Linked DNA regions of Homo sapiens: region 2 is linked to region 1. Evidence: chromatin loops called from intact Hi-C (ENCODE). Cell type or tissue: heart right ventricle. All regions are shown on one strand. Links, peaks and the distances in the headings refer to the core of each region. The heading gives the core; the rest is flanking DNA. Region 1 holds the start of SOX18 (SRY-box transcription factor 18). Region 2 overlaps RTEL1 (regulator of telomere elongation helicase 1).

Region 1 (15,570 bases), core at 3,433-11,432:
TGCGCTTCCAGCGCCGCCACTTCCTGTTTTCTCGCGCTGGCGGGCGGGGTCGTGGGAGACGGGACGGGGGTCGTGGGGGACGGGGCGGGGTCGTGGGGGACGGGACGGGGGTCGTGGGGGACGGGGCGGGGGTCGTGGGGGACGGGACGGGGGTCGTGGGGGACGGGGCGGGGGTCGTGGGGGACGGGGCGGGGGTCGTGGGGGACGGGACGGGGGTCGTGGGGGACGGGGCGGGGTCGTGGGGGACGGGACGGGGGTCGTGGGAGACGGGACGGGGGTCGTGGGGGACGGGGCGGGGTCGTGGGGGACGGGACGGGGGTTGTGGGAGAGGGAGCAGGGTCGGGGAGGATGGGGTGGGGTCCCGGGGAACAGGAGTTGCGGGGAGCGGGAGCGGGCCAGAGCAGTCTCAGCAAGAATGAACCTGGCCGGGCGCGGTGGCTCACGCCTGTGATCCCAGCACTTTGGGAGGCCGAGGCTGGTGGATCACTTGAGATCAGGAGTTCGAGACCAGCCTGGCCAACATGGTGAAACCCCGTCTCTACTTAATACAAAAATTAGCTAGACGTGGTAGCGGGCGCCTGTAGTCCTAGCTCCTCGGGAGGCTGAGGCAGGAGAATCGCTTGAACCCGGGAGGCGGAGGTTGCAGTGAGCCGGGATTGCACCACTGCACTCCAGCTTGGGCGACAGAGCGAGACTCTGTCTCAAAAAAAAAAAAAAAAAAAAAAAAAAGAACGTAGGTGAGACCCTGCGCCTTCTGCACGCCTGGAGCTGGCTCCTGGGGCTCCCCACCTGGCCTGGGACAGAAGTGGTGGGTGGGCTGGATGGAGGGTTGAGCCAGTCCCTGTAGGGCCTTAGTTTTGAGGGGGCCTGTTTGGGATTGGAGGTTTGCAGCTCTGGACCCCCCTTTCCAGGGCAGCTGTTCTAGCATGGGTTCCAGGTACTTAACATATTGTTCAGACTTTGTTATTAGAGATACGCATTTTTGTAATTTTAATAAAAACACATCTACACAAAACATTGTACACAAATGTTCATAGCAACATTATTCATTATTCATTATCATTATCAATAACACTATCATTATTCATGATAGCCGAAAAGTAAAAACCATCAGTGTCCATCAGTCGCTGAATAAATAAAATGTGATATATTCATACAAGGAGGGGATGTTACTCAGCCACAAAAGGAATGGAACGCTGACAGGCCACCGCATGGGCGAACCTTGAAAGTGTGCAGGGTGAACCAAGCCAGACACGAAAGGCCACATATAGTATATTATCCCACTTACAAGAAATATCCAGGCCAGACACTGCAAATCCACAGAGACCAAAAGCAGTTTAGTGTTTATCAGGGGCAGGGGGCAGGAAAGAATAGGGAGTAATGGGTTTCTCTTGAGGGTAATGAAAAGCTCTAAAATTAAAGATGGGTGTGGGGGCGCACGCCTGCAGTTCCAGCGAGACAGGGAGGGTCACTTTTCGAGGCTGCAGGCGCTGAGATCGTTTCTGTGAATAGCCCCTGCACTCCGGCAGCCTAGGCAACATAGCAAGACCCCTCTCTAAATAAATAAATAAATAAATAAATAAAGGCCAGGTGTGGTAGCTCATGTCTATAACTCCAGCACTTTGGGAGGCCAGGTGTTCAAGACCAGCCTGAGAATCATAGGAGTCTCTACAGCAAACCAACAAGGAGCATAGCTCCGAGGTAGAGCATTTGACTGCAACAGACAGAATGCTCTAAAATAAGACAGTGGAGATGGTTTCCAGCCTTGTGACTACAACAAAACCACTCCATTGTATCCTTAAATTTTATGTAGGTTTTGTAGAACGTAAGTGGAGCGGTTGGGTTTTCTGGGGTGCTTTTCCTGCTGAGAGGTGGGGGCGGAGTGGTGGGGGGCTAAGGTCTTCACATGTGCCCTCCTTGCCTGCCCCAGCAGGACCTTGCTGGGGTGAAATGTGCTCTTCGTCTGGTGTGTGGCTGGGTGTGTATGTGTGTCTGTGCTGGTGCTGGGAGAGGGGTGCACCATAGCCGCTCTCAGCCCCCATTTTCTCTGACTCTGCCCCTGGGCTGCCTGCTGGGGAGAGTTCAACACCTCGCTCAGTTCACTCTAGGGACAAGCTGGGTCCTGGGCATGGGGGACGGGAGGGGAGCTGTGGCCAGTGCCAGGCAGGGCTGCTAGAACTTCTCACCAGGATCTAAGGCCTGACTCAGCAGGAGGAGGGTGGAGACTTCCCTTGGAGCCTCAGGGAAGAAGGCAGACAGGGCCAGGAGCGGGAGGGGTGTGCAGCTGGTGCCAGGGATGGAGCACCCAGGCCCTGGGGCTGTTCAGCCTTTGGCGGGTAGAGGGGAGATAGATCCCTGGGCTGGGCCCTGGGAGAGGCCCTGTAAGGAGACCCCACCCACCGCTGCCGAGGAGCCGCTATTGGAACCCGGTGCCCTCAGTGGAAGCCTCTTTCATGTCCCCTTCTGATCCTTCTCCTGGGCATTTCCAGCCTCTGGGCTGGGACTTGCTTCAGCTCGGGCCCCTCACTAGCCCCCCACCCTGGCACTTGGGGGAGGGACTTCTCACAGGTACCCACTCTGTCCCCTCCTCACACAGACCATGAGGCTGTGTTGCCACCCAAGGTATCTTCCAAGCTCTCCACCCCATTGGCCTAGAGGGGGTTGCAGTGGGGGTGAGGAGTCCAGAATAGGGGATGTGTGCTGGCCATGGGACTGCCACTGTGGCCTCCCCAGGCTGTCTGTGTCTGTGGGAGTTGCCGGGGAAGGCGTGGCTGGGGAGATGCCCAGCCCAAACAGGGAGGCACTGGAGGCCGGGGGCAGGGGCTGTCCACATGAATTTAGGCAGCAGGACAGGCTGGGTCTGTTGTCTCTCCTGCCTTGGTTGGGGGTTGGGGGAGGGGCAGGTGGTCTCATGCCTGGGCCAGCCACTTGCGGATTCTGGCTGCTGGGTCGCCCTCTGGCTGAGGTCCCCATGGAAGGGGGTGCATCTTGGGCTTGCTGACCCCAGGGCTCCAGGGGGTGGGCCAGAGCAGGAGTTGGTGGGCACGAGAGCTGGGTGTGGCTTGCATTCTCACAGGTGTGAGCATTTATCTCATGGTATGATCCCAGGAAGAGTCCATGTTGGTGCCTCAGAGACCCCCCTCCCCCCGCCTCCACCGAAAGACAGATGTGGCTTGTGTCCCTTTGGGTCTCACCGTCTCTGCCTCCCTGCTGTGTGCTGGCAGACTGCTTGGAAGACATGGGCGATGACCTCGGTGTCCTGTGGGCTGTGTCTGCCTGCCTGGTGCATCTCTGTCTACCTCTGAGCCTGTCTCCTGCCCTCTTCAGCGTGTCTGTGTCTGTCCCCTCTGCGTGTCTCTGTTCCTTTGTCTTTGAGTTCTGTGTGCTCTGCTGCCAATGGGGTGGGGAAGGGGCCCCAGGTGCAGCCCCTACTGGGGGCCCATCTGAGGGGTGGCACTCATGCTGATTAACACAGAGGTGACATGCCCTGCTTGAGGGGAGGGTACCTGTAAAATAGCCCCATCCCACCCCCTCCACACACACACTCAGGTAGCAGGCACATGTCCATCCCGCCCCAGGCTTGCTGCACATCCATATGCCACACACACACTGTCACCTGCATGAAGGGCCACACTGGGAGTCTCATTCACACGCATGCAGAACCACAGACACACTCTCAGAGGCGTGTGCTCCCCCGTACCTGGGAGGCTGAGCCGCGAGTGAGTTTCCACACCAGGGCAGTAAAGGTTCAGCTCTCCCCACCGACTCCCCACCTATGCAGAGGGGGTGCTGGGGCAGGATATGCCCTTCCCCCAGGAGGGAGGTGCATGCCCCTCCTCTTGGCTTATACCTGCCAGGCCCTAGGGAGTGTGTCTGTGTCTGGGTGTTCACTTTTGGGGGTGATTACTCCAAACTTCCCTGAACACGTGGGTTTGAGGTCGAGAGGACCAAGAGGTCAGCATGGAAAGACGGTGTCCAGGCCGGGCGCTGGGCTCACACCTGTAATCCCAGCACTTTGGGAGGCCGAGGCGGGCGGATCACGAGGTCAGGAGATCGAGACCATCCTGGCTAACACGGTGAAACCCCGTCTCTACTAAAAATACAAATTAGCCACGTGTGGTGGTGGGCGCCTGTAGTCCTAGCTACTCAGGAGGCTGAGCAGAATGGTGTGAACCCAGCAGGTGGAGCTTGCTGTGAACCGAGATTGCTCCACTGCACTCCAGCCTGGGTGACACAGCGAGACTCCGTCTCAAAAAAAAAAAAGAGAGAGAAAGAAAAAGAAAGAGGGTGTCCAGTCCTCCTGGGGGCTAGTGAGATACGACTCCAGAGTTGGGGGGTCTTGGGATGTGAAGCCTGTGCTCTCCTGCCTTGGCCATCGGACCTGTCTCTGGGCAGAGCTGGACAGGTCACCCGGGTGGGGGGAGCGCTGTGGGTGTAGCATGGTGCTGTCCTCCCTGGGGTGAGTTAGAACAGCTGACGGAGACCCTGGAGTCTGTGTCTGCATGTGGGCTGCCAACCTGCCAGCCTCCCTCAGGAAAGGGGGCCGTACTGGGCAGTCCTTGGGCATGGAAGTTTTAAGGTGGAGGCAAGGGCGATGAAACCCTAGCGGGGGTGTGACAGGATTGCTGGTATAGTCTGACCTCCGATAGGCTTGAGTTAACCTGGGGGTGGGACAGGAGGGGAGTGGAGGGCTGGGGGGGAGTGTGGACCCATGCCTGCTACCCACGCTCTCTGGGATGTGTCACGGAAGGATGAAGGAGTGCTATGAGGTTCAAGCTAGGAGTCAGGCTCCCTGGGGGCGATTCGGAGGGAAGGGGCGTCCAGGGCTATTTGGGGAACTGCTTTTCCCTCCCTGCAAACACCACAGATGTCAGTGTGCAGAGGAAAGGCCCGAGGATTTATTGTGGCCTCTCCGTCCGGGGACCCAGCTCCAGGCTCCTCCTTTATAGAAAGCAAACATCTGTATTCCTCACATTGCAAAAGTCTTTGCCACAGTGACGCTTCTGATCACTGAAACTTCTTGGAAGAAAAGTTTAAGAGTTTAATTAAAAATTAAATATATTGTATTAGGTATATTTTTTAAAAGGGCAAAGTAAAAAATATTAATACAATCTGGTTGTAGAAAATACACTGCAAGAAAAGGAGCAGGTGCTTCAAAAATGTAACCCTGGCAACTCTGCCAACAGGTCCTGGGCTCGGGCTTCCTGGAAAAGCCCCGGGACACGTGGGAACTCCAGGCACCCTCGCAGGGGCCCCCCGAGGGCAGGTGGCCCAGAAGCCCAGGAAGGGTGGCCTGGGAGGTGGAACGGGCGCAAGGCCGAGCATCACTGGCTCCTAGGGGGCTGTGACATGGAACCAAACATACACGCGTATGAGAGAGCAGAGCGGCAGCGACGCGGTCGGATCGGTCGCGGGGGCTGCGGGAGGAAGCGCTGCAGGGACCCGGGCGGCGCCGGCGGCCTAGCCGGAGATGCACGCGCTGTAATAGACCGCGCTGCTGGCGTCCGACAGCGCGGAGATCAGGCTGCTCTCCTCTGGGCAGGACATGGCGCGCGGGCCCAGTTTGGCCAGTGCCACGTGGTACGGGAGCCCGGGGGCGTCGGGCCGAGTCCGGCTGCAGTTGAGGTACTGGTCGAACTCGGTGAGGTCCACGTCGGCCCACAGATCGGCGGCGGGCCCCAGCGGCTCGGCGCTCTCCAGCGGCGGGGCCTCGGGCGGCGGCGACAGCGGGCCGGGGTACGGGCCGGGCGTGCCCAGGGTGCCGTAGTACAGGCCAGCGAGCGGCGCCGCGGGGGGCGCGGTCCTGAGCGCCTCCGCCAGGGGAGCCCCGTAGCAACCGCCGGGGTCCCGCGACAACTCGGTGGGCGCGTAGGGCGCGCGGAAGGGCCGCAGCGCGCAGTCCTCGGGCGCCGCGGGCGGTGGGAAGAAGGCAGCCTCGCCGGGCTCCAGGCCGTCCAGAGGCGAGCGCTCGGGCGTGGGCAGCCCCAGGCCGTCGAACTCGGCGCCCAGCGGGGGCAGCTCGCGGAAGGCGCGAGCCGAGCCAGACGCCGCGGGGAAAGGCTCGGGCGGTGGCTGCGGGGGCGCTAATCCCGGGAGCAGGAGGCCGGGCTCCAGCCGCCGGGCCTTGCGCGCCTGCTTCTTGCGGCGCGGCCGGTACTTGTAGTTGGGGTGGTCGCGCAAGTGCTGCACGCGCAGCCGTTCGGCTTCCTCCACGAAGGGCCGCTTCTCCGCCGCGTTCAGCTCCTTCCACGCTTTGCCTGCGGGCCGTGGGCGCCAGTGAGTGGAACGCCGTCGGGCGGGTGGGCGCCGAGCCCTCCGTGCGCCCGGGACGCCCCGCGAGGGTTTGGCGCAGCCCCCGCACCCCGCGGCCCGGGACCCCTGCCCCCCCCGCCCCACCCCGGCCCGAGCCCCCCCCGCCCTCTCCCCCTTCTCTGCCGCCCTCCCGCCGCTCACCCAGCATCTTGCTGAGCACCGCGTTGTGCAGGTCCGGGTTCTGCTGAGCCAGCCGCTTGCGCTCGTCCTTTGCCCACACCATGAAGGCGTTCATGGGCCGCCGGATGCGCGACTCGTCTGCCGCCTGGCGTTCCCCGCGGCCGGCCGGGCTGAGGCCATAGCGCCCCGGCTCGGGGCTGCGCGGGGGACTGCGCTGCGGGCTGGGCGGCGAGGCGGGCGCGGCGGGCGCGGCGAGGGCGGCGGGGCCGGCGGCGAGGCCGCGCGTGTCAGCGGCGGCCCCGTGTCCCGGGGCCCATGCACAGTCGCGGCGGGCGGGCGGGTCGTCCTGTGCGCCGTAGCCGGGCGGCGATCTCTGCATTCCAGCTGGGCGCGGCCTGGGCGGAACGGAGCGCGGGAGCGCGGCGGGCGGGCGGCGGGCACTGGGGAGCCGGGCGCAAGGGCAGGCCAGGCCGGGAGGGCGGATGGCGGTGGGGACGGCGGTGGCCTCGGGCCGGGCGGGCGCCCAGATATAGCGGCTCAGGGCCAATCGGCGGCGGGGCGGGCGGGCGGGGGCGGGTCGGGGCCGCCTCCTCCCCGGGGGCTCCCTTTCTTCTCAGGCCGGGCGGGATTCCGCTGAGGCCTCCCCCGCGCACAGCCCCCCCACCTCCCCCGCGACCTCTCAGAAGGAGAGACCCCCCGGGTGGGAAAGAAAGGGCTGCTGATGAGGGCCGGTGCTGCCAGACTTTCGGAGGCGAGCTGCCACCCACCCACGGAGTCGGACCCCCGGGCAGTAACTGGGGGAGGGCGGCAGTGTCCCGCTGGTTGCCGTTCCCCGCCCCCCGCTGGGAGGCTCCATGGGGAGGAGAGGGCCCTTTTTCACACCAAGTTCTGGGGAGGCTGCCTTCCCAACAGCCGGTAAGTCCTTCCTGGAGTGCAGCGCCTTCAGAAAAGGCCCCGTCTTTGGGGAGGCGCTCTGAGTCCCCAGGGGCGCCCATGCTGGAAACTCTACACCCATGTGTAACCGTCAGCACCAGGGACTTTGAGTGCCTTTATGGGACAAGATGGTCTTCTGTCCTCACTCCCAAACCAACTCTGGCACAAGGCAAAGCTGACACAGGGAGGGAGAGAGCAGAGGCCCTGGACGGAGCCCACAAAGAGAAGGGGGAGCAGGGACGCAGAGGCTGTGGCGTCCTCCCTGCCCCCCAAGGGCCCTTGGGGAAGGGGCTGGGACCCTCAGTGGCTTGCTGGCTCCCCTGCCCAGCCCAGGCCACCGCTGCAGCAAGAGGCAGGGCCTACCTGGGTCCTTCCCACTGGCCCCTCCCTGGACCCTCTGACCTGGGCGGGGGCGGGTTCCGGAGGAGCGTCCAGCTTCCTGAATTTTCACTGTCCCCTTCCTACTCCATCAGGAGGGGATCTGGGCTCCAGAGCTGAGGGTCTCCCTCTGGAGGTCCTCCCCTCCCACTGCCACGCATGGTTCTACTGGAGAAGGGTTGGGTGTCCCCAGCAGCCCTCCAGGCAGGGTCAGAATCTCGCCACCTCGCGGCACATCTCCTCATAGCCTGGAGGCTCCCCAGCTCCCCCCGCCACACTATGCCGGGAGCCCCATGGGTAGAGGCCACAGGTCTTGTGACCCTGAGCCTGTGTGGCCAGAAGCTCTTGGTTCTCTGTCCCTGCCAGCCTCGCTAGGCCACATCCAGCCTGTGTTATGAATGGGGTGGGCCCCACGTGGGCCTTGCAGTGCCCCTTAGAGGCTGTTCCTGAACTGTCCCCAGGGGCACTCCTGCCCTGAGGCCAGCACCCCCACAGGGGCACTCCCACCGAGGGCTGTCGCGGTCGGTGTCCAGCCCTCCCCAAAGCCCCACATCACAGTCTGTCTCGACGCCCATCGTCCCAGCATACGGGGCTGGGTCTCCCAGTCTGGTCTCCAGATCTCCCGTCCCTCCAGTTTGCCCCACGGGCCTAGCACCTCGTTCACAGACACTGAGCCAGTGCTGGCTAATGGGGGGCCCGTGGGGCACCAGGAGGTGCGGCCCCTGGCTTTTCTGGGGAGGCAGGCAGGGTTGTGGCCACAGGGATGGAGGGGCTCACAGGCCTCTGCCGGATGCTGCTAGTCCTCCTTTAATCTCAGTATGGGTGGCTGGACCCTTGGCCGAGTCTCAGTGTGGGTGGGCCTCCTGGGCAGCTGGCAGGAGGGTGCAGGGGGGGTGGGGAGCCGTGCGAAGACCCCAAAGGGCTACCACTTGGCGGAAGCTCTCTCTACTCACAACCTTAGGGTTGCAGTCAGGGGTCACCAGGGCCTGGCTCAGCCTGGGCAGTGGCTGGTCACTGCGGCCTGGGAAAGAGGTCCTCGGGGTCCTCTGCAGTAGCCCTCACACGTGGGGAAGGATTTGCAGTTCCCTGGGGGCCCTGCTTGGTCCTCTGCCACCCCCGAGAGCCCAGAGTCACTGGAGCTGCTCTAAACATAGTGGCAGGCAGTGTCCGGCATGACCTCATCGCCTCCACGTCCCCCACAACACCCACCAGCAGCCGCCTTGCCTGGCGCCAGCCAGTGACCCACCCTCTTGGCTGGGCTGTGGACTCAGGTGTCCGGCTGTCATGTCCTGTGAGTCGGGGCTGGGCGGGGAGCCTCCTGAGGTGCTCCTCTCCCTCTGCGTGGCAGGGAGGAGGCTGGCAGCCCTGGCCCAGTGTCCAGATGGGACAAAGTGGGGGTAGGGACCACAGCCAGGGTGGCGTGATCTGGAGCCGCAGGGCTGGGGGGACTTGCCAGGGCTGTAGAGGGGATGGTGTGGGTGTGGCCAGCTGTGCTGAGGGAGGGGCATCCGATGTGTGTCTGTGCATCTGTGTGTGGCCTGTGTCTGTCTGTCTGCCTGGGTGTGGGGTGAGGGGGACTCTAGTGCTGGAGGCTGCCCAGGGCCTTGAGAGCCAGGCAAGCTGGACGTTCCCAGGAAGAGATGAGGACCCATAATAGGTCCAGGACCAGGGGTCCTGCTCCGTGAAGTTTGGAGGGTCCCCAAGGCTTCTCTGGCCACTGAGCTTGGGCCCCAGCATTCTCCAAAAGAGGGCAGGCAGTTCATGAGTCTAGGGGCATTCCTCTGCCTCTGGAACCCCACCTCAGTCTGTCCTGGACTAGGTGGGCTATGGCCCACCCTTGGGAAGGAGCCTATCTGTAGCCCCCAAGCCCCAGTCAGAAAGGCAGAGTTTGGGGGCAAGCTTTCTCTACAAGGGTGGGGCTGGCCTGGGCACTGAGTGGACACTGTCCTCCTGCCTGCCACCTGCCCCTCTCCCTCAGCTTGGACAGGAACCCCGGCCTCTGAGTGAGGTCCGCAAAGGATGCTGGGTAGTCCCCCTCCGTGGCTCTGGGTGGGAGCTTGGCTTGGCGCGGCTCTGGGCCGGGATGGCAGGACCTCCCAGCCACTGCCTGGGCACAGACCTCCCAGGATCCCACCAGCCCAGCCCCTGCGGCTGCAAGAGCAGCGAGGCTGGGACCAATTACCGAGTCCCGCAGGGCCTGGACCCTCCTGCTCCTCAAGGGTGAAGGTGGGGGTTCCTGTTGGATGCAGTTTCAGGTGGAGGGGGCTCTCTGGCCTCCCGAACCTCGGCTCTCTCCAGTTCAGATCCTACCTTCTGCCCACAGCTGAACACCTCTTCCTACAGGGAGCCCCCGACCTCCCAGCCACTGTCCTCCAGAGGCCATAGCATCTTGGTCTCCTTCTGTCTGCTGCCTCGGTAGGCTTCCTTTGGGACCCGTGGAGGCATGTCTGACTCCTCAGGAGCTCTGTATTTAGTGGGCCTTGTCCTGGGGTGGCGGCTCCAGGCCTAGTGAGACATGGCAGAGGCCAGGGCAGGGAGAATGTGAAGCTGGGGCGAGGGTCTGTGACGAGGCCGCCTGACGCCTCAGCACCAGGTGGACACAGTTGTGTGCATGTCCCTCTTGGCCAATGACAGGTCCGGTTCAGGTGGCCCTTGCCCAGGGACAGAGGCTTCTCCTGGCTCCGTGCCTTCCAGCTCTCAGTCCTGGTGTGCACAGCGTCACCGGGCTTCCGATAGCTGCCGGCCTCAACTCTGGGAGAGGGCAGGTGGGGCGGCAGGAGGTGCCTGTGCTTTCCTAGGCATGAGCAGGCATGAGAGGTGCACATGCTCCTGCTCACCTGGGCGGCGCCTCTCAACTGTTAGGTGTGGGGTTAGGGTTCACCTGACGATTTGCCGCAGTCCAGCGGACCCGAGAGTTGCATGCAGAGCTGGGGTTGCGGTGCGAGTGGGGAAGGGTCTGAAGGTGTGGGTGCAGGGGGCTGTGCTGGGGCCTGCAGGCTGGGGTGTGCGGTGTGAGTGGGGTGCTTTTGTAGTCTAAGGGGTGATGTGCCAGTCGTCGTGTGGTGTCAGGTGTCAGTCGTCGTGTGGTGTCAGGGTCTCTTCTACTCGGTGCTAAGGGCCAGCAGGACCGAGAGGGGTAGGGGCTTCTCTGGGTCGAGGGCCACAGGGGGCTGGTGGGGGTGGGAGTGCTGAATGCACAGGGTGATGCTGGGCTTCGGGTAGCAGATGTGCTGTGGACAGTCGGGGTCGGGTCATCTGCGGCGAGCGGGGCTTCTGTAGGTGCTCCCAGGGCCCTGGTGATGTGGAAGCTGTTCTCAAATTCTGGGGTGTTGTGCTGTGGTGGGCATGTACCTAGGGTGTTATCAAGGGCTGTGCCCACTTTTAGGGGCACTGGGCAAGAGTCGGGGTGTCAGAGCAGCTGCTTGAGCTCCGTGGGGGCCATTGTGTGGCCCTTGGGGTGTCCTGCCCTGGGGGCGGCTGCAGGGCCGCTTGTGTCCCTGGGTGTTGCTGCCTGCTGTGCGGCCTTCCCAGTGATGTTTGTGTGTGTGTGTGTGTTGGGGGGGTTCCATGGGAAGCAGGCTGGGGGGCTGGGCTGCTCCGGGTTTCTGAGGCAACAGCAGGGAGGGGCCAGGAAACTGCAGCTCAGGAAGGAAGGCCGGCCTTGCAGGAGGGGGCCTGGGGCCAGCTTGGGCTGAGCAGGCGCCAGACATTCTGTGCTGCGGCCCCGGCCCCCACTGGCTGGGAGCTCCTGCCCAAGTTCCGCTGGCCCCACCCTTGTCTCCACCTCCATGCTTGTATGGCTGCCTTTATTCAGACCGTGGTGACTTGGGCTTGGGTCTGTGGGTGACCTGGTCCTGTGCTTATGTGAGCCCCAGTCCATTTGTGGCTCTGTAGAGGCCCAGATGGGGCTCTCAGTGTACCCTGCACCGTGGGGCATGTGTTAGCACACTCCGGTCCCCAGGGTCCCTGGAGGGCAGTGTCCACTCTGACTACCCTGTCCTGGGCTGGCCCAGCCTCCTTCTCCCCTGCCAGGCTGGTAAGTCGGGAGAGGGAGAACATCCTCAGGGGTCATCTGTCTCCCAGCCACGGAGGGGCACTGCAGGGCCGGATGCCTGAAGCTGTGTGTTTCTTTTTGTTGCTTGTCCTGGCATTGGTGACAGCCAGCTGGGGCTGCCACATAGGCTGGAGGGGGCAGGCCTGTGTTCTGGGGGCTCATCCACCCCTTCTTGCTCAGGGACAGGCAACATCTATCCATCCATTTGTTATTGAGCACCTGTTGTGTAGTAGACCCTGTTTTAGGGGTTAGGAATTTGGCAGAGAACAAAACAGACAGGTCCCTGCCTGTGGGAAGCTTCCATTATGGTGAGAAGAGACAGACAATCAACAAATCCACAAACAGGTGTGGTGACTCATGCCTGTAATCCCAGCACTTTGGGAGGCTAAGGTGGGCGGATCACCTGAGGTCAGGAGTTCGAGACCAGCTTGGCCAATATAGTGAAACCCCTGCCTCTACTTAAAAAAAAAAAAAAAAAATACAAAAATTAGCCAGGCGTGGTGGCGCATGTCTGTAATCCTAGCTACCCTGGAGGCTGAGGCATGAGAATCGCTTGAACCCAGGAGGCAGAGGTTGCAGTGAGCCAAGATCGCACCACTGCACTCCAGCCTGGGTGACAGAGTGAGACTCTGTTTCCAGACAAAAGCAAAAACAAAAAACAAAAATTAGCTGGGCGTGGTGGCACATGCTTGTAATCCCAGGTAGTAGGGAGGCTAAGGCACACGAATTGCTTGAGCCCGGGAGGTGGAGGTTGCAGTGAGCCGAGATCGCACCACTGCACTCCAGCCTGGGCGACAGAGGAAGACTGTTTCAAAAAACAAAAACGAAACAAAACAAACCTAACCAAAAACAAATCCACAAACAAGCCAGAACTTGGGGTGCCAGGTGTAGGGAGGGGGGCTGTGTCAGGGCCACACATGGCTTTTGCCCTTGGGGGTTCATCAGGTATAGGGAGGGGCTGTGTCAGGGCCACACGTGGCTTTTGCCCTTGGGGGTTCATGGGAGGAGTCTTTTCACAGAGGGAGGAGCATGTGCCAAGGCCCTGGGGCAGGGAAGTCTGCTGGTGTGAGCAGAGCAGGGGGTGCAGAGAGGAGGGGATGAGGCTCAGAGGGAACAAGGGGCTGAGTTGGCTCTGGGAGGGTCTTGCATTTTCTGAGTGAGGTGGGACCTTGGGAGGTTCTGAGTGGAGTGTGATCTGCCTCAGCTCAGCTGCTACGTGAAGACGGGGCTGTGCGGGGCAGGAGGGACGGGCAGTCCCCTGCCAGAAGGCAGGGGGCTCTGCTTCTGCCGCGGCGGGAGCCTGGCCAAGGTTTGCTCTCAGACCCCATCTGGCTGCCCCAGGAGTCTCCCTGGTCTCTCTCTGGGAGGCCTGGGCCCCTGGGAGGTGCCGCCTCAGGGAACCCTGGTTTTGCTGCCCTGTGAGTCAGGTCTCTAGGCTTCACCCATAGCCCCGACCCCACGGCTGCCTGGGGCCTCTGGGGAAGGGGAGGGTGGAGTGGCCGCCAGGCTGGCGGGCTGGCAGGGCTGCATTTCTGGGAATTGTGTGGGGGAAGTGCATTGTTAGAGCAAGCCTGGAGCAGGCCGCCAGGGCCGCCACTGGCCTCTGGGGATGCCTCTTGCCTCCCCCAGCGTTGCTTCTGTGGGAGGGAGCTGGGACTGGGCCAAGGCTATGGGCTGGGCTGGGGACTTTCCGAGAGACGCTGCCCTGGGCAGGTGGCTCTTCCCATTCTACAGACTGGGCGACTGAGGTCCAGAGAGCCGGGTGCTGCAGTGGCATAGCCAGGAGCAGTGGGCCCAGTCCCCATCCCCTGCCCTCCTCTGCTGGCGCATGGGACAGGGGAGCACTTGCTGGACCTAAGCCCCGTCGCTGCCCTGCTGGTGGGGGCATCCAAGGGAGGCCTGGGTGGGGTCCACTGGGGTCACAGCTCGGCAGAGCCCCCAAGGTGGGCTGGAGGGTCTGATGGAAAGGGGCGCAGAGACGGCTCCTAGGTGCTTGGGCTGTGGGAGGGCTGCCCATGGGGTGGCAGGGGGTGGGGGCTCCTGGGGCTGCAGGATCCCCAGCCCCCGCTCTGTGGTTGCAGGAAGCAAGGGGGGCTCCGTGTGAGTTTGGCAGCGGGAGCCTTCCCACCACGGCGCTGCCTCAGCCAGAGGGGAAGCATGGATAGCGGCCACTGGGGTCATGGCCGGCTTTGGGCGGGCAGGGGGCAGGGGACACAAATAGAAAAATAAATGGCCTGAGTTTCCGACGTTTCCTGGACTCAGGATGGGGGAGGGGCAGGCCTTTGGGCCAAAGGTGCGGCTGGCCCTGTGGGGTGGACCAGGGGTTTCTCCCCAGACGCCTGTTGGGGCCAGGGCTGCCCCCTCAGACCTCCAAGGTGGGTCACATCTCCCCCTTAGAGCCCTCAGGACAGGGCCCCGTTGCCCACAGAGAATTCCTAAAGGCCTATCCATATGTCCCTGTCCATAAAGACGTCGAGTGTGGAGGACACCCTGGAGGAGGAGATGGAACCCTCCTGTTTGCTGGGGCTCGGCCCCCGGTGAGGCTGGCTGCAGGTGACCACAGAGACCTAGCCTGGTGTCGTGCGGCCGCTGGGTCCGTGAAGGGGAGTGAGGCACTCCTCACCCTGTGGCAGCTCCTAGTCAGGAGGCCTCTCCCCTCCACCTGCACGTCATGTGGCTGTGGCTCCCAGGACCAGCGCCTGGAGCGGGTGAGTGAACGTCCCTCTCCTCCGTGGGCACTGCCTCCGCTGTGAGCCACCCTTCAGGCTACGTGCATTTCCGCCTGTTCTCAGGGTTTAACCGAAACCGAACATTAACCGTAGCCCTAACGCGGCTGAGGGATCCAGGCCTTGCCTCTGGGCCGGGTGAGAGACAGACACTCGCCAACCAGTCCGCAGTGGCTCCCCGTGTGTGCGAGGCTCCCGCCTGCGTGTGTGCGTGTGCATGTGTGCCTGCGCACAGGGGAGGGAAAGTTCTTCAGCTGCCGAGGGCGGGAGTAGGGGCTGGAGCAGCACCCTGCGGCGAGGCCCCACAGGAGAATCGATGGTTCTGATGCTGTCAGCCTCTGGGTGCAAATTCTGAGGGCCCGGGAGCGTCTGGCGGCCCTGAGCAGCTTGCTGGGGAAGCTCCGTGGAGGAGGAAGTCCGGAGGTCGGTAAGCTCCAGGAGGGGTCTGCTGGGGGGCGAGAATGCTCTGAGCAAGGTCCCAGAAGTCCAGAGCTCCTGAGGGACCCGGGACCAGGGGCACTGGGGAGTTTCAGGGTTGGTCGCCGCCACAGCCCTCACAAACGAGGCCACTCTCTAGGACTGGCCACCTTCTCACCTCGGCCACTTCACAGTCCTGGGGGGCAGCTGTGGCTCTTGCTGGGAACCACCTGGACCTCCCTGGGGCTTGGGGGTGGGGTGGTGGTGAAGTGAGGCCCACCCGTCCGTGGCTCACTCCTGCCACCTAGAGGCCACTGTTCCTCACAGGCTCTGGGGCCAGTCACCTGCCTCTGCCCGGGGGCGGGACCATCCCACCGGATTGCAGGTTCCCTGATCACCAGGATGGGCCTACACCTCTCCGCCTGCAGTAGTTGCTTCCACGCAGGACTAGAGCATGTCAGGGTTCGGGGCTCCTGTCATAGCGGAGTGGCTGCGGCCCGCAGGTCAGAGGCACCCGACCTCTTCTGCTAACCCCCTTCCCTGCCTGTCCCGTCCGCTCCTTTCTCTCCATCACCTGCCCCTGCCATGAACCAGGCCACCAGTGACCCCATCCACACCTGTCCGACCAGG
Region 2 (10,220 bases), core at 1,653-9,652, 360 kb before region 1:
TCCTGCAATGCCCGTCCCATGTGAGGTCTGCTTCTGGCTCCATGCCTATGGCAGCACCTGCTTTCCCTGGCGTAGAGGTGCTTGTCCGGTTTGTGGAGGGCACGCCCCATTTTGGGTGCTCTGGGCACGTTGCCTCTCCGGGGCCTCGGTGGCTTTTTTAGAAGCAGACTCAGAAGTCCCTGACTGGGGAAGCCAAGGCACAGGTGGCTGTGTGGAGCCCTGTGAGGCCTCCTCTGTGCTGCCCACGCTGTACCTGCTGGCCACACGAGATCATGGCAGGGTTAGGCAGGGCTGCCCAGCGCTATGACAGCTTCATGAGTGTCCATCTGGCCTGTGGGGTGCTTGAGCTGGGGGAGGCCGCAGAAGAACCCTGGGATGCATGGCTGGCCTGTGCATGCTGCTGGGCATGGAGCTGCAGATCCCGGAACAAGCAGGCACTGCCTTCTCCTTCACAGACGCAGCTCTGAGCGGGGGCGAGACCTGGGCAGGGACCAGGTGGGGTGGGCACAGGGTGGTGGGGCCCAGGCTCAGCCCTCCCTCCACTGTGGCCGTCTCTGTGGCCAGTGACGCCACAGCCTGTGTCTTCTCTGTGCGGTAGCTGGGGCTGGAAGGACAGCACTGCCTTGTCCTCCCAACTCCTCCCCAAAGGCACGGTGGGCATCCCAGGCCCAGACCCCTCTGTCTGTGGCTCCTGCCTGCCAAGGGCTGCTGTGCTGTCCCGCATGGAGTGTGGTTGGCTCTTCAAGCAGGAGGCCGTGCACCTATCAGGCGGACCTGCTTCCATGTCCCTGATGGGTCACTGCAAAGCACCTCCAGCACATGGCCAGGCGAGGTAGCCCTGCAGCCCAGGGCCTGGAGGGCAGGTGTGAGCTGGCCCGGGCCTGTCCCTCCCTGGAATACAGCTTCCCAGGCTCCCACTTATGGAGAAGTCTCCTCCACACTATGGAACTGAATCCTAGAATGTGGCTTCTGAGGTTCCTACACTCGAACTGAATCCTGGAATGCGGCTTCCAAGGCTTCCAGCTATGGAGAAGACTCCACACTCTGGAACCGAATCCTGGAACGCGGCCTCCCAGGCCCCCAGCTATGGAGAAGACTCCACACTCTGGAACCGAATCCTGGAACGCGGCCTCCCAGGCCCCCAGCTATGGAGAAGACTCCACACTCTGGAACCGGATCCTGGAACGCGGCCTCCCAGCCTCCCACTTAAGGAGAAGTCTCCACACTCTGGAACCGGATCCTGGAACGTGGCCTCCCAGGCCCCCACTTAAGGAGAAGACTCCACACTCTGGAACCGAATCCTGCACACTCCATCGGTTTGGAATTTCCTTTGGCTGCTGCTCTAAGTAGCCGCTGGTGGATGACTCAGCTTCTGCCAGCCCTCGGGTGCCTGGAGGATGAGGGACTGCACACAGTGCTCACCCGCGTTGGCTCCTGAGCCCCTGCAGGTGTGGGCGGTGCCCATAGGGCTGGTGCTGGGTTGGGCCTGCAGCCCTGAGTCACAGGTGACCCTGGGGGCAGAGTGGGGCCAGTGGCCCCAGGAAGAGGATGTGGGATGCACAGCTCAGCTGGAGGCGAACTCCAGGCAGGGTCAGGCCGTGTGCTCGGAAGTCAGGGCTTAGCTGGAGGCAAACTCTGGGCAGTGCTGGCCCGTGTTGGGGAACCAGTTGCCCCTGGGCCCCCGTGAGACTGCTGGGTCCTCATCCCTCTCTGCCTGAGGCCGGAGCTGCCCTGGGCTGAGGCACAGGGGGATTTGTGGTGGTGTTTTTTTGAGAAAGGGTCTCGCTTTGTCACCCCGGCTGGAGTGCAGGGGCTTGATCACAGCTCACTGCAGCCTCAACCTCCTGGGCCCAAGTGATCCTCTTGCCTCAGCCACCCGAGGAGCTGTGAACACAGGTGTGCACCACCGCACTCAGCTAATTTTTAAAATTTTTTTGTAGAGATGAGGTCTTGCCATGTTTCCCAGGCTGGTCTCAAACTCCTGGGCTCAGGCAGTCTGCCCGCCTTGGCCTCCCAAAGTGCTGGGATTACAGGCAAGAGCTTCCATGCCTGCCCAGCAGAAGGCTTTTCGAAGGAAGCTGTTTCCTGAGGCAGACTCAGCCCTGCTCATGGCAGCCACCAGCGTGGGGGTGAACTTGTTCTGTTACTTCCATCCCCGTGGGCCAAATGCTTTGGTAAAACACAAGGCCCTGTGTTTAGCTGTCTTGACAGTGAAAATGGCTGGGAAGGAAGGAAGGAACGGAAGGAAATTTCTCTCTCCTTCTGTGCGTACCCAGGCACGTGCACATGCATGCAGAGTACGCACACACGCACGCACGCCTGCACAAATCCACGCATGTTGCCAAGTCTCTGTGTTCCAGCCGTGGTGTCTGCCCCCCGGTGTTCTCTAGTTCGGCTTCTCCGCATTTCTGTGAATGATTCCGGCTTCTTGGTGTTCCCAGCAGAACTCCCTCAAGTCTGCGGCGGGGCTCTGACGGCGGTGGCTTGGCTGACATGGCCACATTGCTGAGCCTGTTGGGGGCTTTGCGTTCCTGTTCTGGCCGTTTTTGGCTCGTTTTCCAGGAACGGTCGTCACGCGCTCCTCTCCTAGTGCAGGCATCATTCCTTTCCCATTGATTTGCAGGGTTCTCTGTAAGTTCTGAGGATCCCATATACATATACTCTCTGTAAGTTCTGAGGATCCCATATACATATTCTCTCTCTAAGTTCTGAGGATCCCATATACATATTCTCTCTCTAAGTTCTGAGGATCCCATGCCGACATACATATTCTTTCCTTGTCTCATGCTGGTCATTTTTTCCATTTTCATGACAGGTTTGGTGAACACATGTTTCCTTGTCAGATTTTTGTTCTGAGCTTGTGCCTCCCGACCAAGATGCTAAACCGGGTCTTGTGTATTCTCCAAACTGCACTGTAGAGTGACGGAGCTTTGTGTCTGGGCCTCCATGCCTTCTGACGTCACCTGTGGGGGTGTGAAAGGCAGACTCTACCTTGATTTTTCCCAGCACGCCACACCGGTGGTTCTGTGCGCTGACCGAGCGGCTCGGCTTCCCCCAACTCCACTGGGCACCTGCCACACTTTTCCTCATGTTTTTGTTCACTGTGGTTTTGTCGTAAGTCCTGGTGTTGGCCTGAACCAATTTCTTTTTGTTTGTTTTTGAGACAGAGTTTTGCTCTTGTTGCCCAGGCTGGAGTGCAGTGGCGCGATCTCGGCTCACTGCAAGCTCCGCCTCCCGGGTTCACGCCATTCTCCTGCCTCAGCCTCCCAAATACCTGGGATTATAGGCACCTGCCACCACGCCTGGCTAATTTTTTGTATTTTTAGTAGAGACGAGGTTTCACCGTGTTAGCCAGGATGGTCTCGATCTCCTGACCTCGTGATCCGCCTCCCAAAGTGCTGGGATTACAGGCATGAGCCACCGTGCCCAGCCTGATATTTTTAGTAGAAATGGGGTTTTGCCATGTTGGCCAGGCTGGTCTCGAACTCCTGACCTCAGGTGATCCTCTCACCTTGGCCTCCCAGAGTGCTGGGATTACGGGTGTGAGCCACCACGCCCGGCCTCTTGTTCTTTTGAAACCTGCCCTGACGTTTTTTCCATAGTGCATCTTGGAGTCAGCGTGTCTACTTCCTGTAAAAATCTTACTGTGATTTTGACTAGAATGTGTTGAATTCCTGTTTTTTTTTTGAGTCAGGGTCTCTCTGTTGCCCAGGCTGGAGTGCAGTGGGACCATCACAGCTCACTGCAGCCTCAACCTCCTGGGCTCAGGGGATCCTCTCAGCTCAACCTCCCAAGTAGCTGGGACCACAGGCACATGCCACCATGCCCGGCTAGGTTTTTTTTTTTTTTTTTTTGGTGAACACCCTGGGGTTGCACCATGTTGCCCAGGCTGGTCTCGAACTCCTGGGTTCGGGCAGTTTGCTCCTCTCAGCCTCCCGGAGTGCTGGGATTACAGGCCTGAGCCACTGCACTAGGCCATGTTGAATTTCTAGATTAATTTGGGGCCCTCAGGGGCACAGAGAGGAGGGCTGGGCCAGTTGGCGGGAGGAGAGGCCCCTCGGGCTGCCGCATTTTCAGTGCATGGAGATGGCCTATGTTGGGGGAACACAGAGCTCACCGGGGGTCCCTGCAGGGAGGAGAAAGGGTCAGGCAGGTGCCAGCTCCTGTCCATTGGCCTGGGGCTGCATGATGGCAGGGGCCGGTGAACCGATGACCCCTGGGTGTCCTGTGACCTTCTGTGTATGCGGCTGATGCTGCAGAAAGTCGGGTGGCCTCAGGCTCCTGACGGGGCTGCACTTCCTCTGCCTTTCAGATTGTGTTCAGTGTGGACCCCTCCGAGGGCAGCCCTGGTTCCCCAGCAGGGCTGGGGGCCTTACAGTCCTATAAGGTAGGGGCCACCTCCAGGAGGCAGGTGGAGGGCAGCCCTTGTTCCCCGGCAGGGCTGGGGGCCTTACAGTCCTATAAGGTGGGGGCCACCTCCAGGAGGCAGGTGGGGCTGGGGGTCTTCTGGTCCTAAAAGGTAAGGGGCTGCCCCCAGGACATGGGCGGGGCCTCCACACTCCTGGTCCTGTCCCCTCCAGGTGCACATCCATCCTGATGCTGGTCACCGGAGGACGGCTCAGCGGTCTGATGCCTGGAGCACCACTGCAGCCAGAAAGCGAGGTACAGACCTGGGCCCACACGCTCCCCGCCCGCCCGGGTGCAGTGCCCGGCACCACCATGCCACAGGCTAGGCACATGCCCAGCCGTGGATCTCCTGCCCCCATGGGCCTGGCCACCTTCTCCATATCCAGGCCAATCCAGAGCATTCTCCTCACTGTCCCTCTGAAGATTGGAGTTACTGAGAGACGTAGGAGATGGCCTGATGGCACCGTGACCTGCCCAGAGTCACCTGGTTGGTGGTGGCAGAGCCACAGCCCAGCCAGGCCTCCCTGCTGGGACACGCTCGTTTATGCCGAGGCCGTCAGCACAGAGCCTCCACAGTGAGGCACGGCTCTGCCTGCTGCCTCCACGCAGCGCCTGGCCGGGCCAAGCCTCAGGGTCACATCTGAAGGGGGCCCGGCTGGCCCTGTTGTCCGAAGCCCCTGGTGCGCTCAGCCCCGAGGCCCCACGTGCCTTCTTGGCTTCCTGTGCTCCGTGGCGTCTTCGAGTCGGTGCTGCCGGGGACGCTGTGTGGATGGGGTCTGTGAGTGTGCCCTCGGCTCCGTGTCCGGAGCCCTGTGGTTCTTGGGGTGTATCTGGCCCCACCCCCACTGCGTGGTGTCCAGGGTGGGGCTTCACGGCTGCAGCTGCGGGAGCTGCTGCCCCTGCCTTGTGCTCCAGTGGGGCCTTGCCTCTGGGCTTGGTTCGTCCCTCTCTGGAACATTCTTTCTCAGCTGCTGTCCGACCCATGGTGGCATGACGTGGCCCTGGCTGAAGCAGCCCTTGTGCGGTTGCTGTGGTTGGGTCTGCCTGGCCGAGCCGGAAGGGAAGGGCTGGGAGGGCGTCAGGGTGGCGTGGCTTGACCCCCGCTCGGTGATGGTCCTGCAGCAAGGCCTCTCCCAGCAGGAAGCGTCCATCCCGGGGGGAGGCCGGCGCCCCTCACGCAGTTGGGGTTGCGGGAGGCAGTGCGTGCCTGAGGCAGCCGGTGCACAGATTCCAAGGGCCTGGAATCTGTTTGTTCCATTGACCTCTGATGTCACTTGACTTCTCAGAAGCAGCCACTCCCTGCACTGGGCGTTTGTAGGAAATGAGCTCCTGGAGGAGGGGGTGGGGAAGTTCCCCCATTGCAGGGCACACTCAGCCCCAGGAAGGAAACGTGCCTCGTCCCTGCTGACTCCGAATCGCAGTCAGAGTCGTTCTGCTTGTGCCGTGTTGAATTCCCGGCATCCGGCATCCAGACTCAGCCTCCTCCCCAGGCCACGGCCGCCGTGGCCAGTCGGTCAAGCCCTTCTAGGAACTTCCTTTGAGCTGGCGCCCTTGTTCACTGCTGACGCCACTCAGAGGCTTGTGCACGTGTCCTGCTTCCAGGCAGAGCTGGGAACTCGCACCCCGTCTTCTGCACGCGGCCGTGGAATGTCGGGATGCCGGCGCTTCCTTCCCGTGTGCTCTTGGCGGGGTGGGCTTCTTGCCCTGAGCCGCATGTCACAGTTTCTGCAGAAGTTTAGGGTTGGAGTGGGCTGACCTCTCTGCAGGTGTCCCCAGCCTCTGCCTGGGGTCTGCCTCCTACTCCCAGGACCCCCTGTCCCCCAGAGGGGCCCCAAGCTGGCAGGCTCACACTCAGGGCAGCCTCCTTTGTTCTGACTTCTGCACAGTGGGCCTGGGTGGCTGCCCGCGGCTCGCTTGCTTGATGCCAGTGGGTGGAGAGGGTGATGGGCAGAGAGGCAGGTGGTCAGGCCCCCAGTCCCGTCCTCACACTCTGTGCCCTCTGCCGCCCCCCGCCCCACAGGGAAGGTGCTGAGCTACTGGTGCTTCAGTCCCGGCCACAGCATGCACGAGCTGGTCCGCCAGGGCGTCCGCTCCCTCATCCTTACCAGCGGCACGCTGGCCCCGGTGTCCTCCTTTGCTCTGGAGATGCAGATGTACGGGCCACCCCTGCCAGGGCCTGAGCACCGGTGACACCTCTGACATCAGCGGGGTGGAAGTGGTGGGGGTCCCCATGAGCCGGGTGCTGGGGGTCTCGGGCCTCGAGGGCTAAAGGGGTGCTGGTGCACTTCCCCACTGTCTGCTCCCTCTGGCCACGCTCAGCCCTTTCCCAGTCTGCCTGGAGAACCCACACATCATCGACAAGCACCAGATCTGGGTGGGGGTCGTCCCCAGAGGCCCCGATGGAGCCCAGTTGAGCTCCGCGTTTGACAGACGGTGAGGGCCTGTCCCTGGGCCCTGCTGGGGTGGGAGGTGGGGGAGCACTGAGGCCTGAGGTCCTGAGCAGTGGCCTCTCCGGCTCTAGGTTTTCCGAGGAGTGCTTATCCTCCCTGGGGAAGGCTCTGGGTGAGTGCCCTGAATGCCCCAGCTGTGCCCATCCTGGATCCTGGACCCCTGCTCCCAAGAGCTGGTAGGGAACCCTGCAGACATCCTGCCCCTGCCTTGACCCCGGCCCCTGCACTTCCAGGCAACATCGCCCGCGTGGTGCCCTATGGGCTCCTGATCTTCTTCCCTTCCTATCCTGTCATGGAGAAGAGCCTGGAGTTCTGGCGGGTGCGTCTCCCCTGTGTTCTGGGCGGGGTGGGTGAGGGCAGGGCTGGAGCATGAAGCAGGCAGTGGTCACAGCTCCTGCTTGCCCTCATCGGATCGGCGGCGTGACCAGGGCTGCCGTGTCCCTGCCTCTTCCTCCCACAGGCCCGCGACTTGGCCAGGAAGATGGAGGCGCTGAAGCCGCTGTTTGTGGAGCCCAGGAGCAAAGGCAGCTTCTCCGAGGTCGGCACTTGGCCGGGGCTCTGGGCCTGCTGCCCCCTCGTGCCTCCCCTGCCTCTCACAGCTTCCCCAAGGCTGACCACTGGCCCTGACCATGGGCTCCGGCGGCTCCCGCTGCCTCTTCAGGGCTCCTGCGTTTCCTTCCTGGCCCTGAGTGTTGCCTCTTATCTTACAAAGCCCCCAGCACCGGGTGGGTGTGGTAACAGTGGCCCTCCTGTCTGAGTAGCCCTAGTCGGCCACCCTGGCCCTGGGGTTCCCCGTGTTTTCTGGGAAGCACTGAGCAGGCGTGGGGTCAGCCTGGGATCCGTGCCAGGAAGAAGCTTCCAGAACCCGATTGGCCTTCCTGGCTAGGACGATCCTTCATCTTGGAGCATGAGACCTGGGTCTCCCTCATGGGGGAGGAAGGGGCTGGGGGGGGGCTCCAGGCTCAGCCTCACCAACTTTCCTTCCAGACCATCAGTGCTTACTATGCAAGGGTTGCCGCCCCTGGGTCCACCGGCGCCACCTTCCTGGCGGTCTGCCGGGGCAAGGTGAGCTCTCCAGGGCCCTCTGCCCTGACCTGGTTGCCTGTTCCCTGGTGGGTGCTTATGGCTCCCCAGCAGACTCTGGGCCCTGGGGGCTGCCCGGTCCCCTCCTTGGGTCCCACGAGAGCGACTGCTGGCCCTGCTGGGAGCGTGTCCTGCTCTGGGCCTGGGCAGGCAGGATGGGAGTTTCCTGGCCACAAGAGTTGGAGGTGGCGTCTGGGAGCTGTGGACCCCAAGTGGGGTCCTGACCCACAGATGGAGCTTCCTCCCACCCCTGGTTGGGGACGGAGCCTCGGGGAAGGTGGCTGGGCTGGGTGTGGGCACCAGGGAGAGGAGCCCCCACGGCCCCAGGCAGCTCCCTGGTGTGTCCCCTAGGCCAGCGAGGGGCTGGACTTCTCAGACACGAATGGCCGTGGTGTGATTGTCACGGGCCTCCCGTACCCCCCACGCATGGACCCCCGGGTTGTCCTCAAGATGCAGTTCCTGGATGAGATGAAGGGCCAGGGTGGGGCTGGGGGCCAGGTGAGTTACAGCAGGGTGGGGCTGGGGTAAGGCGGTCTGGTGACTGAGCCCCCGCCCCGTGGCCAAGGGAGCCCCCGTGACCGAGCCGCCTCGCCCCACAGTTCCTCTCTGGGCAGGAGTGGTACCGGCAGCAGGCGTCCAGGGCTGTGAACCAGGCCATCGGGCGAGTGATCCGGCACCGCCAGGACTACGGAGCTGTCTTCCTCTGTGACCACAGGTGCGTGCAGTCCGGTGGCAGGCGCGGCGCCAGGGGACACGCCCACACCCCACTGGGCCCCTGGACTCTCCTTCCCCACATGAGGCCCCGTCTCCTCCAGAGCCTCTCCGGCTACTCGGGGTCAGCGTGGGGCCCCTGCAGCAGATGAGGGTCTTCACTTCGGTGAACTGAACCCTTGAAGCGGCTGTGGGCAGGGCAGCAGGGCTATGGCCACCCCCCAGGTTCGCCTTTGCCGACGCAAGAGCCCAACTGCCCTCCTGGGTGCGTCCCCACGTCAGGGTGTATGACAACTTTGGCCATGTCATCCGAGACGTGGCCCAGTTCTTCCGTGTTGCCGAGCGAACTGTGAGTTCCTGCCCAGGGAGGGGATGAGGGTGTTGTCCCCAGAGGAGCCAGAAATGGGTCCACCCACCCCCATGGTTCTGCAGATGCCAGCGCCGGCCCCCCGGGCTACAGCACCCAGTGTGCGTGGAGAAGATGCTGTCAGCGAGGCCAAGTCGCCTGGCCCCTTCTTCTCCACCAGGAAAGCTAAGAGTCTGGACCTGCATGTCCCCAGCCTGAAGCAGAGGTCCTCAGGTGCGGACGGGCAGCGCTGGGTGGGCGGTGTGGGGGTGGCGGAGCGGGCGGCGTGGGGCGGGCAGCACCAGGCGCCCAGGGCGGAGGCGACTCACCTGGCTTTGTGCGCTTCCCCTCCCACCTCCAAAGGCTGCCTCTCCCTCCTAGGGCAGGGCCCCCACGGGCTGCAACCCTCCCCTACAGGCAGAGAACGCCCCAGGCAAGGATGCCCCCCGAGGCTGAGACTCCCCCCAATAGCAGGGAGGACACCCACAGGCAGGACCCCAAGTGCTGGGACTCTCCCCCAAGAGGGGCTTTGCCACAGGCAGGGACCCCAGCTGGGGCCCCCCGTGGGCTTCACTGCGCACTCGGGTGCCCCTGCAGGGTCACCAGCTGCCGGGGACCCCGAGAGTAGCCTGTGTGTGGAGTATGAGCAGGAGCCAGTTCCTGCCCGGCAGAGGCCCAGGGGGCTGCTGGCCGCCCTGGAGCACAGCGAACAGCGGGCGGGGAGCCCTGGCGAGGAGCAGGTACAGTTCCAGGGCCTTGGGATGGACACAGACCCTCTGTCTCCTGAGGCCAACCCGACCCCGCCCATCTGGCCTCAGGCACCTCCCCACACACCCCTGTAAATCCCCTGCCTGGCAGGCAGGCGGGCAAGCGGGCGGGGGATCCCAGCTGCCTGGCTGTCTGTGGGTCCTCCACCCCACCTCACCCACAGGCTGCTGGCTCCCAGGTGGTGCATGCCCTGGCCCTCCGCGGGTGCCCCCCACATCACTTTGGTTCTCTGGCGGGTCAGCTTGGCTCAGTGCACTCAAGGTCGGGTGCCCCTGCCACTGGCTGCGCTTGAGGCTGGCCTTTCTCCAGGAATGTGCTGCGGGTGGAACCCAGGTTCCTTCTTCCTTGGGGCCTTTTGCCCCAGAAGCCCATAATTCCTCAGGCCAACCCGAAATTTTCTCCCTGCTTCCTGCTGGGAGCCATTCCCCTCTTCCTGCCCATCCCTGCCCTTCAGG

What was found. Hi-C counts contacts between places; a loop is a spot of excess contacts. Peaks named below come from ENCODE experiments on the same cell type or tissue, not always from the same donor. Only the 100,000 strongest peaks of a DNase experiment are listed, where the experiment ranks them.
Region 2: a loop joins it to region 1, with 7 times the contacts of the local background. A loop is called at or near these places in 2 of 110 quality-filtered maps.

The regions. Positions count from the first base shown.
Region 1 is chr20:64,042,706-64,058,275 of GRCh38, forward strand. SOX18 (SRY-box transcription factor 18) reads right to left here and starts at 6,934. Exons shown (of 2, transcript NM_018419.3): 1 at 6,454-6,934; 2 at 4,877-6,257. The coding sequence starts at 6,811. The coding sequence ends at 5,461. It also overlaps a transcript of TCEA2 not described here. RefSeq lists enhancers at 2,813-3,733, 6,805-7,486, 10,235-10,924, 12,305-12,994, 12,995-13,684 and 2 more, a silencer at 6,624-6,673 and promoters at 6,811-7,919, 6,814-7,711, 6,814-7,074. In heart right ventricle, for the core only: a CTCF peak has its summit at 7,994 (motif pointing left); DNase peaks (open chromatin) are centred at 6,917, 7,354, 8,986 and 11,406; H3K4me3 peaks cover 7,910 bases; H3K27ac peaks cover 7,725 bases; H3K27me3 peaks cover 4,449 bases.
Region 2 is chr20:63,681,211-63,691,430 of GRCh38, forward strand. It overlaps RTEL1 (regulator of telomere elongation helicase 1), which reads left to right. Exons shown (of 35, transcript NM_001283009.2): 15 at 4,313-4,387; 16 at 4,581-4,662; 17 at 6,428-6,560; 18 at 6,727-6,840; 19 at 6,929-6,969; 20 at 7,091-7,176; 21 at 7,318-7,395; 22 at 7,845-7,922; 23 at 8,292-8,438; 24 at 8,540-8,655; 25 at 8,877-9,000; 26 at 9,084-9,231; 27 at 9,595-9,737. RTEL1-TNFRSF6B (RTEL1-TNFRSF6B readthrough (NMD candidate)) reads left to right here. Exons shown (of 38, transcript NR_037882.1): 15 at 4,313-4,387; 16 at 4,581-4,662; 17 at 6,428-6,560; 18 at 6,727-6,840; 19 at 6,929-6,969; 20 at 7,091-7,176; 21 at 7,318-7,395; 22 at 7,845-7,922; 23 at 8,292-8,438; 24 at 8,540-8,655; 25 at 8,877-9,000; 26 at 9,084-9,231; 27 at 9,595-9,737. Among named protein-coding and RNA genes, the nearest start is that of TNFRSF6B, 10 kb to the right of the region's middle. RefSeq lists enhancers at 778-1,502, 2,229-2,953, 8,039-8,183 and a cis regulatory region at 8,111. In heart right ventricle, for the core only: no CTCF peak of the experiment used is centred there; DNase peaks (open chromatin) are centred at 5,471 and 5,941; H3K4me3 peaks cover 1,292 bases; H3K27ac peaks cover 5,877 bases.